Regions from separate parts of the Homo sapiens genome. Here region 2 is linked to region 1. Evidence: chromatin loops called from intact Hi-C (ENCODE). Cell type or tissue: heart right ventricle. All regions are shown on one strand. Each heading gives the region's core, and the rest is flanking DNA. Links, peaks and the distances in the headings are about the cores only. Region 1 overlaps FECH (ferrochelatase). Region 2 overlaps WDR7 (WD repeat domain 7).

Evidence for each region. Peaks named below come from ENCODE experiments on the same cell type or tissue, not always from the same donor. Only the 100,000 strongest peaks of a DNase experiment are listed, where the experiment ranks them.
Region 2: a loop joins it to region 1, with 3 times the contacts of the local background. A loop is called at or near these places in 31 of 110 quality-filtered maps.

Annotation. Positions count from the first base shown.
Region 1 is chr18:57,554,202-57,562,201 of GRCh38, forward strand. FECH (ferrochelatase) reads right to left here. Exons shown (of 11, transcript NM_000140.5): 7 at 4,944-5,042; 8 at 644-751; 9 at 59-223. Among named protein-coding and RNA genes, the nearest start is that of FECH, 28 kb to the right of the region's middle. In heart right ventricle, for the core only: CTCF peaks have their summits at 3,861 (motif pointing right), 4,061 and 7,827 (motif pointing left); a DNase peak (open chromatin) is centred at 5,342.
Region 2 is chr18:56,864,386-56,875,725 of GRCh38, forward strand. The region is part of intron 20 of WDR7 (WD repeat domain 7); the gene reads left to right. Among named protein-coding and RNA genes, the nearest start is that of WDR7-OT1, 170 kb to the right of the region's middle. RefSeq lists an enhancer at 9,337-9,925. In heart right ventricle, for the core only: a CTCF peak has its summit at 4,975 (motif pointing right); no DNase peak of the experiment used is centred there.

The sequences.
Region 1 (8,000 bases), core at 1-8,000:
GAAAAAATTTCCTTTTAAAACAAGTCATGATGGGAAAAAGGCAGATGGGTGCATTTACCTCCTTGGCTAAAACTTGAGAGTACTCGATGTCCAGCTCATACAGCGTTTCAATATGGTCACTGGTAAATGCTATCGGAACCAAGAGGATATTCTTCCTCCCCCTCTCACAAAGCCCTTTGATAGATTCGTCTGTTTGAGGACCCAACCAGGGCATTGGACCAACCTATGCGAAAGATAGACGAATGCGTAAGTGGACTATGCCTCCTGACGGTCTGTAGTACCCCTGTTTGCCCCCCTGGGCACACGCACTGCCCACTGCGGGCAAGAGCCACTCTTTACACCTGCTTGAATGGATTTTGATATTTTCACATGGAAACTTGAATCCTAGAAGTTGCCTCAATATAAATAAATAACAGTTTCTGTCATTGCAGCTAAAGGTAAAATATTAAACCAATGGAGCTCCACGAGTCACTTGATTTCCCCTTCTATCTTACTCGCTTGCAGAGTTCTTTCTGCCCATGGTGAGCAATCAGGTTATGGAAGAGCCTGACCATGTGTAAGAGCCAAATCTAACCATTTTATAACTCATAAAATAAATTTTACCAATAAGAGCTGGCCGCCCGCCAGTGTGGAAGCCACTTACCTTGGATTGCCACACCAGTCGGTAGGGGTTGCAGTACTCCAGCCTTTCCATGACTTTTTGGACAGTGGCGCTTACCTCCTGAGGATATGGGTCGCCTCTGTTGACCACCTGCAGCAGAGACACAATGGGTGTTCAGCCATTAACACTGGGAAGGCCCCGAGAGCCTCTGACTATGTGCTGACACAGTGTGAGCCCTGGAACAAAGCCCTCCCTTTCTGTCTCCTGCACCAATGATGATATGGTCTGAGTTCAATCACCAAACTTCCTTAGTTCCACTTCTTCATCAGCCAAAGAAAAACACCGCAGTCAATCATCTCTAAGGTCCCTAAGAGGGTGGAGAATTCCATGTTCCACGTTATTCATGGGGGACTCACAAGATCTAACTAAAGAGGATGGTTCTCTCTCCCTCATCCAATAGATGAAGAAGACACAGAAAAGCTGGGCAGGATGGGAACTTCTACCCTGGTGGTCATGTGTGTAGTTGATTTCACAACAGGAACTGAAACAGTGCTGCATGGACAATGTACAGAACTGCTGGATTTATGGTAAACCCTGGTGGAATTAGAGGAGGAAAGCAGCAGCACATCACTGCAGGTTACAGGCACCTCCAAGAGTGTGACCTGCACCTTCCACTTCCTCTCTCCCCACTCTTCCTGCAACAATGGACAACAGGCAAACACTTTGTGCACAGCAAATGTTTCATACATGATCCCTTGTTAATACCTTTGAAAATTTTCAATGCAAATTTTAATGCTTTAAATATTTACTGTGTACTGACTCCCTAGCCCTCACCTGGCTTTATTTTCTTCTATAACATATATTGCCTGCTAATCTACCATACCATTTTCATATGTATTATGTTTATTATCTTTTCTCCCTACTCTCTGCAAACAAAGATTTTTCTCTGTTTTCTTCATTCCCATATCCTATGATATGGCTGGAAACAGTGCCTGGAATATAGCAGGTGCTCAATAAATATTGGTGAAATGAAATATACTGATAGATGGGGCGCAGTGGCTCACGCCTGTAATCCCAGCACTTTGGGAGGCTGAGGTGGGCTGATCGCCTGAGGTCAGGAGTTCGAGACCAGCCTCACCAACATGGTGAAACCCTGTCTGTACTAAAAATACAAAAATGAGCCTGGTGTGGTGGCGCACACCTATAATTCCAGCTACTCAGGAGGCTGAGGCAGAAGAATCACTTGAACTCAGGAGGCGGAAGCTGCAGTGAGCCGAGATTGCACCAGTGCACTCCAGCCTGGGTGACAGAGCAAGACTCCATCTCGAAAACAAAAAATTATATATATATACTGACAAATTATTTTATGATTATTACTACTGGTCTGTTTAAAAGCCATGGGAGGCATAAATGTAGATGGAATGAAGGAAACACAAAGTTGCCATTAGGACAGCAATGTGGTAATTACTACAAACACGATCTACCCATGGATGCTAGGAAATAACAAAATCTCTGTATTGTCTTAAAGTATCTCCTCCAAGATATTTTTAATTACAAAGAGAAAAATAGTAATTTTAGGATGGATCAACACAGCAGACACACCCTTAAACAAGTGGCCAGGGATCACATCACCAGTAGAAAAGCACGCTGGCATCACAGACCCCCGGGTGTGAGGCACAGAGCAGGGCCCCGCACCCCTGTGGGTTCTTGCCAATGATGCATCACCGCAACCTAATCATGAGAAAACTTCAGACGAACCCAGATGGAGGGACGCACCAGAAAACAACTGACATCCTAAAAATGACTCCTCAGAAATATCAACGTGTGGTGGGGCGTGGCGCCTCACACCTACAATCTCAGCGCTTTGGGAGGCTGAGGTGGGTGGATCACCTGGGCCCAGGAGGTCGAGACCAGACTGGGCAACATGGTGAAACCCTGTCTCTTCAAAAAATACAAATATTAGCTGGGTGTGGTGGTGTGCACCTGTAGTCCCAGTCACTCGGGAGGCTGAGGTGAGAGGCTCACCCAAGTCTGGTAGGTCGAGGCTGCAGTGAGTCGTGACTGCACCACAGCACACCAGCCTGAGTGACAGAGTGAGACCCTGTCTCAAAAAAAAAAAAAAAAAAAAAAAAAAGTCAAGCTGATGAAAGACAAGCCAAGTATCAGGACTGTCACAGATTGGAGGATGCTGAGGAAACCCCACAGCCACACACAGTGTGGGACCCTGGACTGGGTCCTGGGAGAGAAAAAGGACATTTTTGGAAACACAAGTGGCATCCACATGAAGCCTGGAGTGCAGTTAATAGTATTGTACCAGCGCTGGTTTCTCAGCGTTGGTAACTGTACAGTGGTTGTGTAAGATGTTAACACTGGGAGAGGCTGAGTAGAGGGTATATGTACTCTTTTAACTCTGTACTCTTTTAATCAGTTTTCTGTAAGTCTAAAAATTTCTTCAAAATAAAGTTTAAAAAGTTGTCAGAAGGGAACGCAGGGGAAGAGAAGAGTGTGCTAGATCAGTGTTCTTTCTCAACTCTCCAATGTCCTCCCCATACCTGACTTATCCTTATGACACTGTGGCATTTCCCGGTCCCACAAGGACGCTCCAGCAGCCAAACCTGGAAGCAGCGTGCTCCGTCCCCAGGTGAAAGAATAAGGAAGTGAGGCCACGGTCAGAGGAGGCAAGGCAGCACCGGAATCCCCACATACAAAAATGGGTTTCAGCCAGGCACGGTGGCTCATGCCTGTGATCCCAGCACTTTGGGAGGCCAAGGTGAGTGGCTCACTTGAGGTTGAGACCAACCTGGGCAACATGGGGAAACCCCGTCTCTACTAAAAATACAAAAAATTAGCCAGGCGTGGTTGCGTGTGCCTGTGGTCCCAGGTACTCAAGAGGCTGTGGCAGGAGAATCGCTTGAACCCAGGAGGTGGAGGCTACGGTGAGCTGTGATCGCATCACTGCACTCCAGCCTGGGCAACAGAGCAAGACCCGTCTCAAAAAAAAAGCAAAGCAAATGTGTTTGCTCCAGGCTGGTTCAAGGGCTTCCCTTCTGGCATCTCAGGCGAGGTCTCACCTTACATAGGATGAAGTGGCAGGAGGATGGACATGTGAAAAGGATTGCATGACACCAGAAAAGGAAAAGCAAACCCATTAAAATAGGCAGGCTTCCAGAAGAGAGGAATTTATCTTCAGAGCCTCCTACCGTCCACACGAGGCCCAGCAGAGACGATGAGTGGAAAATCTGCAGAGGCTTGGCCCTAGTAGCCACCAGGGGGCGGTAAGGCCCAGTTACAAGAGTGGCCCAGACACTGAGGCTGACTCCATTCCCGACATTGTTAAAACCTCAATCACCCCTGTGAAGATGTAATTATCCACCTCTCTGGGTTGGAAAGCACTGGTTTTAGGATAGAATGCTAGTTCTGAGCAGATGAAACTGGTTGCTTATTCCAAGCGCTTCTATATATCATACAGTACACTAGCTTGATCATTCTTGTTTCCAACAATACAACAGCTATGGCACAGATTGTAGCATCTGGATGAATAGCCTAGTGTAATATGATGAACTAAGGAACAGCCAGATCCCAACTTGATCCTCTATATTCACTTGCAAAAATGTGGTCCTGAGTCTTAGCAAACTGCAATGGCTGCCTAACAAGTCCTGAGGACAAAAGCATGGGATTGAGAGCGCTTGTCTGAATGGAGACCCCCCCACTCAACACACAGAAACATCAAGCTGAGCTCTGCTGACAGGGCAGGCAAAAGCAGCCTTCTCTTAACTGTCCCACTTATTAGAAAGTCTTATATATATCTTCAAGTTATCATTTTAAAGAAAAGAGGAGCTGGGTGTGGTGGCTCACACCTGAAATCCCAGTACTTTGGGAGGCCTGGGCGGGTGGATCACCTAAGGTCAGGAGTTTGAGACCAGCCTGGCCAACATGGTGAAACCCAGTCTCTACTAAAAATACAAAAAATTAGCCAGGCATGGTGGTGGGTGCCTGTAATCCCAGCTACTTGGGAGGCTGAGGCAAGAGAACTGCTTGAGCCCATGAGGTGGAGGTTGCAGTGAGCCGAGACTGCACCATTGCACTCCAGCCTGGGTGACACAGCAAGACTCTGTTTCAAAAAAAAGAAAAGAGGAAAAGATCTATTTACAACATTATAATTTGAATTCATTGTTACGAGGTTTTAAGAAGTGAGGCTAGTTAGCACCAAGTCTGAGATTTGAGAATTCATTCTTGCACTGGGCTTAGGACATAATGGAAGCTGGACCCATTTTACACATTTAGAAAATGAAATCACCCAATCCTCTATCACTAGGTCATCCCAGAAAATGTTCTTACTTACAGACATGGGCAGTGAGTGAGCAGAAAACAGAATGACCACCTCGCTTCTCTTCTCAAGTGGAAAATGGTCCAGTTCCTTTAGAATATGATCTGCAAAGCACTGAGTGAGTAACAAGAAAGGAGGATAAAGAGGAAGGGAAGAAAGAAATGGAAGGAAAAAGAAAATAATTTTAAAATGAAGCCTACACCAAAAATCTCAGAGCAACCCTCAAAAATCCGAACTCTCTTTTTTAAAAAATTGCAAACAGTCCAGCCTCTCAGCATTGGTTTATCATCAAAATGGATCATAACAGTTTCAGGGGCCTAGGGAATTTGCTGGGAAACTTCTAAAGCTCGCTAATGGCTCACTGCAAATGCGCGCTGTGGATCTGCTTCCCCTCGGGAAGGACAGGGCACACTTCCAGATGGAAAGGAAACACAGATGGGAAGGAGTTGTTTTAAGACCTCTCATTTGCTCCGTTAGCAGGAAAACAGCTTACAGGGTCTTTCTAAAGCCTCCTTAGTTTGGCTTTCAGGCATACCACATTAAATACATTAGTCAGGAATAGTAGGGAAATAAGAAAATACTGCTCTATTTTTATAACAGTTTCTTCTGAGCCTCATATCCCCATCAAGTCAATTTTTATAAAAACCTTCACAACAACAGATGACAGGTGATACACACCCATTAAATTCACAGAGCCGGGAAAGATGTGGTAAACTTAGGGGCCCATTCAGTCACATCTGTGGAACTTGAGAAAGAACATGGTTCCTGCCTCCCCCTCCAAATCTCTGTCCACCAGACCAGGGAGCTCCCTTCGTCTAGCCGGCACTTTGATTCACGTCGATAGGTGCTGAAATACCAGAACTGAAGGGGCTTTCTTTCGTCTTATACTTTAATCATTCTCTGTCATTTAGCTTATAAAAAAATGCTACAAAAGACACAAATGGGTCAACTGACAAAATCAGAATATGAATGTAAATTAAGTAAAAGTTTAAATATTGACGTTAAATTTACTGAAGTTGAATGTTGTATTGTGGTTATGTAAGAGAATATTCCTGATTTTAGAAAACACACTTAAGTGTTTAGGTGTAGAGGATGGTGATATATGCATAACTTATTCTCAAATGGGTCAGAAAAAGAAATCATGTTTATACAAACACAGACACACACACATACATACACACACACGGGGCGTGTAAATGATAAAGCAAGTGGGATATACATGTTAATAACACATCAATAGGCCAGACGCAGTGGCTCACGCCAGTAATCCCAGCACTTTGGGAGGCCAAGGTTGGACGACTGCTGGAGCCCAGAAGTTCAAGACTAGCCTGAGCAACATGGAAAGACCTAATCTCCACAACATTTTTAAAAATTAGCAGGGTGTGATGGCACCTGCCTGTGGTCCCAGCTACTCAGCAGGCTGAGGCGGGAGGATCACCTGGGCCCAGAAGGTTAAGGTTGCAGTGAGCTATGATCGTTCCACTCAACTCCAGCCTGGGCAACAGAGTGAAACCCTGCCTCAAAATAATAATAATACAGTAATATAGGTAAAAGAGTAGATGAGAGTTCCTTATACTATTCTTAATCTTGTAACTTTTCTGCATATCTAAAATTATTTCTAAATGGTCCTTTGTAACTTTTTAAAAATTATAAAGGACAATTTATCAGAAACATGTAAATCTGCACTTGTTGGTATTTTGATACATCAGTGGTCAGTGAAAACTATGGGATAAGCAAACTATTCCCTAATAAATATTGAGATATTATTAATCTTTCCAGAACTCTCAAAATTTGGTAAATAAATATCCTAAGGCATAAAATGGTACCTAAAGTTAAGTTCCCTTTTCAGAATTTATAATGTAAATTCTCAGCAAATGTGACAGGATTAGATACAAACGAAACCAATATTTTCTGGTCTTTGCAGTGTTTGGAAACTAAAGATGCTCAGAAAGGATTATTTTTGGACCTCAGCCTAGATAAGGAGGCCCACTGCAAGGTTTATACAGGAGCCTAGAAGATAAATTTGCTCCAATTAACCCAACAGCTAAATAAATACCAATATTAGAGAAAACAGTAATAAAATGGCTATTTGGAGCAATTACTACCTATGCCAAGCAGAAATGTGGATTCAAAACAGAATTTGTAGTTTTAAACTATATTTTTCATTTTAGTTTAGGGTTTTGTTTTCTGGTTTCCAAAAATGTCATATCGTATCCAAAGCCTAGTGTTTTTCTTTTCTCGGCTTGCAAAGCTGCAAGTAAAAACACAAATCATATGGCTTGCAACAGCCTCTAAGCCATCTTCAAAACTGAGGCGCCATGGGCAAGGAGAAGTGCTATTTAAATCACCTAAAACCCATCTGCGGTATTTTCTACTCCCAACCTCTCTGCAGAATGAAAGAGGCACCGAGCCTCTCAGAGCCTTCAATCACACCATCTAGGAGGGCAGATAAATGCCTCTAAAATTCCCTTTCATTTTATGAACAGAGACTTCCTCAGTTAAGAGACCTTTCCATCGTTTTGCTTCCCTCCTTTTCAAAGGGCTGAATTTTAATGCAAATCTAATTACTCACTTGATCAGGGCAGGCAGATGCTGTGCAGATCCCTCCATTCCCTGCTACCACATGTCAATGCTGACCTGAAACCCCCCTCCTTTCCAATCGCAGGCCTCCCAAAGCAAAACCCAGGCTGCTGGTGCTTCAGGCAGTACTGGCTGGACCCAGCAACACAGCCATCAATGGTGCACACAGAGACCACAACTACACCCACCCCTAAGGGTAAGCTCCTTCTTTTCAGTTTTTACTTAAAATTGGATTTCAACCCAAGTGTTAACCCTTTACATGCCTAAGGAACACTGCTCTGGGGAGAGCTGGCCTGATTTCAATGATGTCTAGCACCATCTAGTGGTCACAGATTTAAATGACACCAGGCTTCTAAAGAAGTTGTTAGTAGGGTTTTTTGCCGGGAGTCAGAAAACGTTCAAGGAGTGAAAAATAAAATGGATCAAATCTAAATGACTTAATATTTCCCCTACCTAAAATAACTCAAAAGCAGAAACTTCTACTAGCAGAAC
Region 2 (11,340 bases), core at 1,477-9,476, 690 kb before region 1:
TGAGATCATAAGTATCTGGCCATATATTTTTGTTTGAGCTTTTAAAAATGAAGAACAATTTAATGTCTTGCGAAAATGACATTTTCATTAACATTAACTTGAAATGGAGAGGATTAGTATAATAGCATACAAAAATTAACTTGTTACCAGTACAGAAAAAATTACCGTGACCATCAAATTTATACATTTGATCTAATAACATTACTAAATAAAGATCATTCTGTGTTATGTATTTAACCTCTCGGGTAATAGAAGATAAATATATCTTAATTTTGTCTCTCTACTTCATGATATCTAAAATAATGCAGGGTCCATTATAGTAGATATTCAGCAATTGAGATGATCATATATTGAAATTGAGATATGAATAGCATTGATAAAGGAAGCATTATTTTAAAATACATTCAGGATCAAAGCCAAGATTGCCTCCTGATGAATTCTCTATCATTATTAACTTAATTTCATTTGACATATATGTGGTACTGAATAATATATGATACTCAATGAGAAGAAAGACACTGGGTTTTATTTTGATAGATTAACCAGGAAAGAGTTGATTGTAGCTCTGTGAGGTTATGCCATGTTATCCAAACAAGACCGATCATTACATTGATATCCTTTTTACTAATCATTTGTATCCAATGCACTCTAATCCAGCGGTAAATATGTATTAATATTTTGCAGTCTTTTTTGAAAAAGTGATACATGTTTAAAAAGAGTGGTTGAAACATCTCTAAGTGCTAATAAGTACTTACTTGGTAGTCTATACTAATGTTGTAGTGGATGCTGAACAAGTTTAGGTGTTAAGCTTTTTAGGAAGAGTGAATGATGGCTAATGATTATTTAATGACATCTCTGGACTGAAAGGCATTTAGCACTCAAAGTATACTGCAAAGCCTATTTCTCAAAGCTTCAGACAGGTTTATTTGGTCTCACCTTGAATACAACAGTGCTGTATTGATTTCATTGGTGTGGATTTAAACACACTATCGGCTTAGAATAGCACTAGTATGCAGTAGAAAATGATTGTCTTAACCCTTATGTTGATTCTTAGCTATTGTTTGATATTACACAGTAAACTTCAGAAATGATTATGAATTTATTTGCAGTATTCTGAGGTGCAGTATGTGACTTTTGAAAATATTTGTACATGCATGTTTATAGTAGACAACTTACAGGAAGGTTTATGTAGAGAAATTAATGTTTAATTCATATTTTGAATTAGTGTTATTGACCATATATTGTATTTGGAGAAATTTTTCTTCTGTGGAAATGGTTGATGTTTCTGTGGAAGGCATGCTGATTTTATTCTGTTAAATCATTTAAGTATTTGATTTCTGTATGGTAATGCATTGATGCTCAGTACTTTGTTTTTGGTATGTTTCAGTATTTCATATTTATCTTTCATATAAAAACAATTTAATGTAGTTCATATGCTTGATAGAATATCTCTTCTGGCATTTTCTACATTTTTTAGATAGCTTTGTACTAAATATATATAACATTAGATACCATGGTCCAAAACTTTTTTTAAGACTTTTTTCTAATTATAAATTTTGCTTGCTTATTATTTTTTAAGGAACATTTAAAACTATACAAGATTTGAAGATACATAATAGAGATTCATGTTGGCATAGGCATCAAATATTAACTAATTTCTATGCAGTAAACACTGAGATTGTAGGTCAGTGAAGATTCTGGTGATCCATCCAGAATGATGTTGCCAGGAATGCCCACTCTGTTTGTGCCCTTCACCTTGTGGCTTGAACACTTCACATACTTAACTTTCCTTATCTATAAAATATCTGTTGTTCTGATTAAAAGAGCAGCTCTGTAATCTCCTTTTTTCTCTAAAATTTTAAAATTCAGCCAGTCATCTTACCTTGGACCTAAGAGATGCTTTACACACTCAGCTTCCAATATGTTTTTTGTTTTTTTAAATCTTAATAGTTTTTCTGTTTTTTTTTAATGAATCTGGAAAGTGATTGTAGTAGGCATATAATTATGTCATTATAACAAATACAGTATTAGGAGGTATATGAATCACCTTAAGTAAAAGGTGGACTTCAGTTTTTTTGTTGATGTTTTTAAAATGGAGGAACTTTTTATCTTTAACATATTTCGAAAGATTTTTTTTCTATGAGTAAATACTATTTCTTATTGAGTATTTTTTAGAAATCAAAAACATTGGATTAAGTATTAGATAAATTATTTTTTCTTTTGCTAATAGGAGAAATTATGTTTCAGAGAAATGATAAGCACATATTAAATTCTTGCTTTGGATTGCTTTTGTCTGTGTTCAGCTCTTATATGGCAAAATATTCGTGACACTGACACTGGTGATTTTATGGCAGTGGTGGTAGGAGTTTTCAGTAAAGTTTATCTCCTCTTGACTTTATGTTCCTTTTTTTGTCCTGCCAGAGAGTCTCAGAGCCTATTGTATATTTTGAAATAACTGGAAGAGAAGAATCTGAGCATTTCTAGCATAAAGAAAAGACAAATATTTAAGGTGATGAATATCCCAGTTACACTCATTTGATCTTTACAAATTACATGAATGTATTAAATTACCACATATACCCTGAAAATATGTACATCTATTATGCAACAACTTTATTTACTTACTTATTTATTTATTTATTTATTTATTTATTTTTGAGGCAGGGTCTCACTCTGTTGCCCAGGCTGGAGTGCAGTGGCACAATAACAGCTCACTGCAACCTCCGCCCCCTGGGCTCAAGCGATTCTCCCATCTCAGCCTCCTGAGCAGCTGAGACTGCAGGCACTCACCACCACACCTGGCTAATTTTTTTTATTTCTTTTGTATTTTTAGTAGAAATGTGGTTTCACCATGTTGCCTAGGCTGGTCTCGAACTCCTGAGCTCAAGCCATCTGCCTGCCTTGGCCTCCTAAAGTGCTGGGATTACAGGCATGAGTCAGCACGCCCAGCATAAAATTTTTTTAAAAATCTCAGAGCAGTTTAAGTACAATAATAGCCATCTTGAGGATGTATGTTTACCAAACATCAATACATATATATTTTCCAGGTTTTTACATATGCTGTTATCTCTGTCTTAATAAAAGACTAGAGATTAGAAAGCCGTCTCTTCACAATTCCAGAGTAACCTAATGATTCAAATCATTGGGAGGGAGATAGATAGGGAGGATTTTGAGGAAACGATTATGTTGTATCATAGCAGAAACAGATTTGTTTTAAAATTAGTTTTGGAAAAATGGCATGACATCTTATAAACCTGAGTATCTGACTACATACATATCTAGGCAAACATTAAACTTTTCCCCTACTGTTTATTTCAGGAGTAGTAGCATTTCCAAATCCATAGTTGTAATACATGAATGAGTTAGATATTCAGTATCTCTAGGCATATGTGCTAAGTTAAACATTGGAATAATTGTGCAAAAAATTCAAGGACTGAAAGCTGTTTCAGTCTGATATTTGCAACAGAGGCAACTCAGAGCCAAATTCGAAATGAAATTAACTAGATAATAGGAAATCCTATAAAGTAGTTACAGGAAAGAGAATATTAGTACATTTTTATATCTCTATATGCTCATTTGAAAAGGTATATAGTAAAAGAAATTATGTATATAGAAAAAGGTCTATGAAAAAAATTTGCCAAATAACAACTAGGTACCACAAAGGTGTGGGCATTAATTTCCAAGATACTATGTTGCCCCTAACTATGCTCCTTTATTTCTACTTAACATCTCACTTACAGTAAAGAAAGCAGAAGAAAAAATAACGTAAAATAAGGTGATCATTTTTCAAAGCTAGAGATCCTTTAGAGGTTCTAATTTACTCCAAACGAACCTTTAAAAAATGGTCACTTTTAGTCACATGTCATTGTTTTATTATTGCGATATAATTTAAAAAAATGAATACTACAGATACTCCTTATAAATGAACAGATGTACTTGTTAATGGCTCAGAAGTAGAGCAAGGCCTTTTTCATCTCAGTTTTATATCACTGAGTTGGTAATGACCCAGGTGAAAATATGTTTTAAGTGAATCCAGTAAATGATTTGTCATTTTATAAATAAAAATGACCTTAGGTTTATTTATTTCTTACTATGCTGAAATGCACAGATATAAAATCTTCATAGGAGGTATTCTACCAGTCCACCAAATGTTGTCTCATGTTTTCTATTTGATCTTTTACAGAAACGTACCATGTCTACCCCGCTATTTTTATAAGTAAATCTCATTGCCAGAGTTTCTTTTTCTAAGTAGTAACTGTATGAGAAAATATCTGAGAATGATATGCTGTGTTTTCAGATTTGTATAATTTTACAAGTCACTACCCACTGTGTTTCTGAAATATTCCTTTTCTCATGGAAATGCGAATAATGGTCTCAGTGTTACAATTTGTAGTTTCTTAAATTTGCCATGTGTATCAGATTCACCTTTGAAAGGTCAATTGAAGCAAAAAAGTTAGACGTTTTTGGAGATAGTTTTTACCTATAAGACTTCTGATTACTTAGCTGCCTTAGATACTTGGGATTACTAAAATCTCAATTTCCTTTCAAACTGAGAATGTTTGCCCTAATAGTAAAGGCAAAGAAAAAAATTAACTTGTTATTCAGGTAGAGAATAAAGGGAAATATAAGATGATGCAGATGGTAGGAAAATAGGTATAGGACAGGATCTTTGTGAAAAATAAGAAATTGTTTCATGAATTACTTGAAAAACATGTGAATTGCCCTCAAAGCTTAAGATTTATAATTATCAAAATAATTGACACACCTTCAGAGGAGTGATTATTTCTTTGAAAAAGAAAATCATTTTAGAGTGGTCATATATTTTGCATTTATCTGATTTAATGGAAAATAGCTTTGTCTATTTTGTCAACTGCACACACATGTAATACATGTGTATACAAGAGGCATTATTTCAGAATGGCTTAATCAGCAGCTGCAGAAAGAAATATGCATTTGCAGAACCTATTGTGTTCCAGCAGGGGGCTATCGTGCATACATACAAATTAATAGCATGTTTGTTTACTTCAGTTTTCAAGTGAGTGGGGAAGTAACACAGCAGCAACACCAGCAGCAAAAGCCTCTTAGATTTGGGGAGCAAATTCCATATGTTCTGTCAGTAGATGTGAGGAAAACATTGGCAGATGTGTCACAAAGTAACTCAAATATGTGTTTAATACAGTGGGGGAAAATCTATGCCGCTAACACAAGATTAGCTATACACACAGTAGCTTTGATAATAATGTGAAAATTTGAAAGTAAATGTGGAAGTGCCCTATGACAGCCATTTTTAATCAGTTCATTTTCTTGATAGGAGGCAAAGAAGAAGACACAGAAAACTTAAAAACTTTATTTTATTTACTTTAGGTGCACAGGTTGAAATTTACATGTTGGCCATACAACCATGTACAATTTTATTTTTTTGTATCACTAAAATTTATTTGACATATTTTGTAGAAATTGCAGAGCTCTAAGTTATGCCAACAAATGAAAATAATATATAATATTCATATAAACACATTTGGTTTAGGAAAAGAACTTAATTACATACATTTACAATGGCATGGATCCACAACATACATCCTCCACATGAGCCTATGAAACCTGGATTCACCACCAGGACAGCGAGATCTTGGGTCCTTTCTCCCAAGCTGGATTATCACCAATCTATGTCTTTGTGTGTTCCCATTTAACAAATTTAGCTTTGAAGTATTTGACTTCAAAGACTTGGGGTACATTGGATGACTTATGTAGCATTTTAAGTTCTTTTAAAGCCAAAGTGTTTTAAAAATGAATATTAACAGATTTTTGTTTGTTTTTAAGATTTTTTTCCTATTGTTAGCAAGCTATTTTGAAAGACTATTGTTATATATCTGATAAAATTTGACATTTTTATGGTATTGTACTTTATCCCTACTTTAAGCAACCCTAAGAATAACAAGTAGGTATGGAAAATGTTTGAGCCATACATATATGGAAACAACTTATTTACACTGTGAAAACTCCACTGAGGGCCAACATTTTTCTCATTATAATTCTAAAACATGTTTTAAAAAAATCTCAAAAGTGTAGTTCTAGCTTGCTTAGGTATCATGTCTTGGTACCTTCACTAAGAATGCTATATACTTATGTGTAGATGTATAATTATGTACATGCAATGTATTTATGTATGTAAATATAGAATTAACATATTTGATTACCAGCATACAATGATAATTAAAAAGATAGATCTTAAAAATTGTTAATATTCCATTAGGCAGCCAGGTGTATCAATTAATTAATTAATTTAGAGATGGGGTCTTGCTCTGTTGCCCAGGTTGACCTTGAACTCCTGGGCTGAAGCAATCTTCCTGCCTCAGCTTCCAAAGTACTGGAATTAGAGGTGTGAGCCACCATGCCCAGCCTCAATTTGGATAGTAGTCAGGAGAAAGGTAAAGTTATTTTGATTAAAGTACATCTAAAGACAATTTGAATGTAACTCACTTTTGAAGATCTAGTTTGAAATATATTTTGATTGGACACATTTCACTATCATGTATTGTTTTAAACTCAATACAGTATACAGTTTTATATATGCTTTTTATAGTCAGTGTGTGCTGATAATGCCATATCACATTTAAAATATCCTTGGGACTGAGAAAATAGAAATAAAATGAAAATTTTAGAAGAATATTTTACTGGTCTGAAAATAGAAATCTTTTGCAGCTTTATTGACTAACATTTGTAGGGCTCTGAATGATGTGCTCAGACTATTTATTTTGACTATATGCAGACATTGTACATAGTAAATCGTGTCTTAAGTCTGAAAGTTCGCTTGTTCTCCAGAATGTCAGTATTAACAAAGTTCACTTTGCTAAGTTTGCTCTTGCTCTTTAATAATTAATCAAAATCTAATATTAGCAAATACACTTTATTACAAATAAAACAAGGCTCTAAAAAACCATAATAGAAAGTATTTTCTAGCTTAATCCAAATTATTTTAGTCTCTACATGTTGCCATTTAGTTTTCTGCTGTGAGATCTTACAGCTCACTGTTTTTCTAGTCATTTATGTAAAGTCTTACAAAGTCACGGTTATTTTTAAAACTATGTCTTATTAAATGCAAATTGTATTTTTCACTTTGGAGGCAGCAAATAGTAAAACCAAATTATCTTTGTACACGTATGATTCTCAAACATATTATTAAATATTTAAAAGTAAAGAAACACTTTTATTGTTTATTTTTATTTATCATGAACCAATAGACATTTCTGACCTTTCAAAAGGTTTTTAGGGTATATTGCAATTTATACTAAATTTAGACAATATTTGTATCATTGTGAATTTCGTTTGGACTCCATCTTGTGCCAGAAATTTCTGGCATAAAATTGTTATGTTAACACAAATCTTAATATAATGTGTTGGGTTAAAAAAATCCTAATGACATGTTTATTTTATAGTTTATGTTTTCAATATGGTTATTATCTTGACGGGAGTTCTGACTGAATTCAACCGCATTATTTTAATTTTTACTAGAAATTTACTTATATATGTCAGCTGTAACAAGTATTATGACACTCATTTCTAAATAAAGAATTGAATGTTTAAGAACAGTTTTTTCAGGTCAAAGCACAGTTCTGAAAGTATTCTCGGAGTAGTAAATTGGTGGTATCTACTTATCTAAGGTTTTAATACCTAATGCAATAATAAAGCCCCATCAATATATGGCTCAATAGCACATATAAAGTATCTGCTAGTAGTCCATCTCTCATAAAACCGCCTTTAGCCTTAATTCAAATCCATTGATTCCTATTCCAGTTAAAACTGAAGAACTTAATATGTCTTTTAATCCTTTTATTGTAAGCCAGGATAAAATTAATTTTACCCTAGCACTGCACAAAGCCAATTAACATGATCTTTAGAGTTATTTAGTAAAGTGCTTCAAACTGTTAAATTTATCTTGACCTCTTGGTTGCACTCTCTGACTGCTTTTTAAATGAAGTAATCAATACCTCATAGCCCTTTAAATAGCTTAAACTTCTCAAATATTTTACCTGTATTCTAGTTAAGCTGTAAGTAAAGTGTTTACTCCAGTTTGTGTAAATCTAGAGTCAATTATGCTAAATCTGAAGACAATTACGTACATTTGAAGAACACTCTGTCAAGTAAATTGTTGTTTTAATCAAAATTAAAGCCTCATATTTTGTTATAAGTAACCCAATAATGAGACCACGTATCATTTTCACACAGAACATGTATTCTGTTTGCAACTTAAAATGTAGAACATTAATGTCCTTTACCATCGCATATAGCTTCTCTTTTCCACACAGGGCTAGTTGAAGGTATTAATTTTCTTACTGTGATAGGGTGATCAACCGTCCTGTCAAGAAAATGGATCTCCATGTCACCCCTTAGCATGATTAAATGGAGGCATGTCTCTGGAAAAAAAATACCAAATTTTCATGAGACAAATGAAACTGTAGAAAGGTTTACTTTTACAGAATTATTTTATTTTTAATATCTCAAAATCTTCCATTTGGTTGTCATTTTATTTGTAGGAAAACATTGCAACTAGTTACATATTTCTTCTGTTAACAGAAAGTACAGGCAAGCCAATAATTTAAAGATATTTCCAAATTTGAAAAATTATAGGAATGAGAAATTGCTGTGTTATTTTTAGAACAGTAGCAGGATGGGCATCTCTCCCTTATAGAAACACTAATCAGTCAGTGTCTCCTTTAGGGACTCCTTTCCTTGTTCTTTTTTACCTCTTTCCTTGTTAATGAAGGGCTATCATCTTTTTAGATTTGAATACTGATAAAAATTACATACTGTAGAATTTCAGCATCAGTAGTGTTAATTGCCAGTTGGGCGGTGTTCTTATGAGCCTATGTACATGCCAACCTTTAAACTACACCAAGTGATGTACTTGACAGCTAATTAAGATTTCATATTTTGGCCACTTAGCAGAGGGTACCTGTTACAATTCTTTCCATTAGCTTAGGGATAAAATTTACAAATGATTGTTTGAAAGTACACTGTTAAAACTTCCCTAAAGTCTTAATTCCTTCCCCTGGAGTGGGAGTTAAGACAAAATTGAGGCAATTAAACAAAAGGAACATAAAGAAGGTGGGGGACCAGGGATGGAGGCGGAGCTCACCAAATGCCCCTGTTGTTTAATTTCCTACTGGAAGCAGCCCATATGTGCTTCTGTGCCCCCTCCCGCTTCAAGCAGTGGCCATTGCAGAGGCTGAACGGCTGGGGTCAATGCCTTGCCTATTGATCAGTATCCCTGCAGTCCCGTGCTCCAGCAGCTGCTTCATTGGCTTCTTTCAGGGCCTGCTTCAGTACATTAGAATAGAAATCCATAACCAGAGCTGTGCTCATCCAAGCAGGGGAAGAAACTAAATTAAATGGTATAAAACAATCTTGAATCAGGAGTTTGTGCCAATTCATCTTGATCTAAGATGTCACACCAGGCTCTCTGTCTGAGCACCTGGGCTAGAGGCAGCCATAGTGAAAATAGATGGAGCTGCGATCATTCATTTGTCAGCTAAGGAGCAAGGCAGCGGTTAGCAATTCCCTTCTGCAGAGGTCAGCTGACAGAACAATCAGTGCAACTGCAGAATAGAGCTTTCCTTTGAACTATTGTTATGGAGCATGCTCTTGCTGAGACATGGGGGAGGGGAGCTTGGTTTGCTTCCTGTTTCAAGAATACTATGTAAAGAGTAAAATATATAGTATGTGAATCTAGATGCTGTGCCACAGAGCTTTTCCTCCTTGTGCCTGTTCTTATACATAAACAAAGTTGGTTTTAAATGCATATCCTGAGATACAGATTATCAAAATGTTAAATATCACTTTTTCTAGAATTAAGGTTCTTCTAAACACAGAGGCAATGATTATTGATTTTTTTTTCTTCTTAGTATGGTTACGCATTTAGGTGGTTTTTTTCCCCCTTTAGTTACCATAGCTATCACAGATTGGTGTCACACTTTGAATCTGTAATAGCATATACCTGCTAATACTTTTTACTGACATTTCCTCTCTGTCTTTAAAAAACTAAAACTTTCCATGAAGAGAGAGAAATGCATACTTTGGTATCAGACTAGAAGATATTTTAATTATTAATTTAAAATATTTTATAAGAAATATAATTCACAAAATATGATTTATCATGACAAAATAATTTGTAACATTGGAGGGGCATCATTATTAATCAACCTGCATGTGATCTGAAATATCCTATACAAAATTCAACAAATTAAGAAAATGTTTCATAACTAAACTTTTACGTGAGCAATTAGAATAGTTTTAAAGATAAATCTATTATCTGTGGACTCCTTTTCGATTTTTCCTTTCTGTACACTACCTAAAAGTGAATGGCAAACATCCAGAACTAACTTTAAAAAAAGAAAAAGAATAAAGTGTGATGTGCGGAAGCTAAGAAACCATAACAGCAACAAGAAGAAATCTTTTTTATACTCATAATTGCACCAAACATTTTAGGAATCCAAGTAAGTAATACTCTGGTGTTACCATCTTAGTTTTCTAGATAACCAATCCTCCTTTTTCCCTTACATACGTTAAGCCACTTTCTCACTCAGTTCTTTTTAAATTATTAGATTCTTTATAATATCCTATAATTTCCATTTCTTAGACTCAACTAGGTCTTCTTGCCAACATCCAGATTTTTTTGTGCCTTTCAGCACAGCTAAACAATGGAATTTAAAGTGTATACTATAAAGTCGTGTCCTCCAGAAGTTTTTTAAAGTCAGCTTCTGGAAAGGCTGTATCTACTTTTGTTACCAGGGTTGTTTTGTTCTGTTTTGTTTTCATCAGTAATTTTTAAAAGAACTTAGGATATGATATCTCAAATCTTTCTGCCATATTTCCATCTTCTCAGACCTCATCGTGTATTGTAAAGCTCTCCACTTCCCGTGTCTTCTGTTTAACATCACAAAACCAAATCCACTGTAATCTCTCATCTTGATTTCTACAGTACCCCTCAAGTGATCACCCCACTTCTAATATTCTTTATACTATGCTTACAGTGGATTTTTGAAACCCTAAATCTAATTAAGCTATTCTGTAGTTTAAAACCCATCTTGCATACCTTCCCACTGTTTGTGGGATATAAATTGGAATGTGCATATGACCTACAGAATCATATATGATCTGGCCCTTTCCTGCCTCTCCTGCTTCATTTTCTGCAGTTCTCCTCTAGAGTTATAGAGTTCCAGCCAACTTAGCTGTCCTTGAAATAGAAATCCACAGACTCCTTCATGCTTTAAGTTCTTAAACATACTGTTTTTTCGATCCAGAAAGTTCTCATTGATTCTGTAACTTACACATTTCCAATGC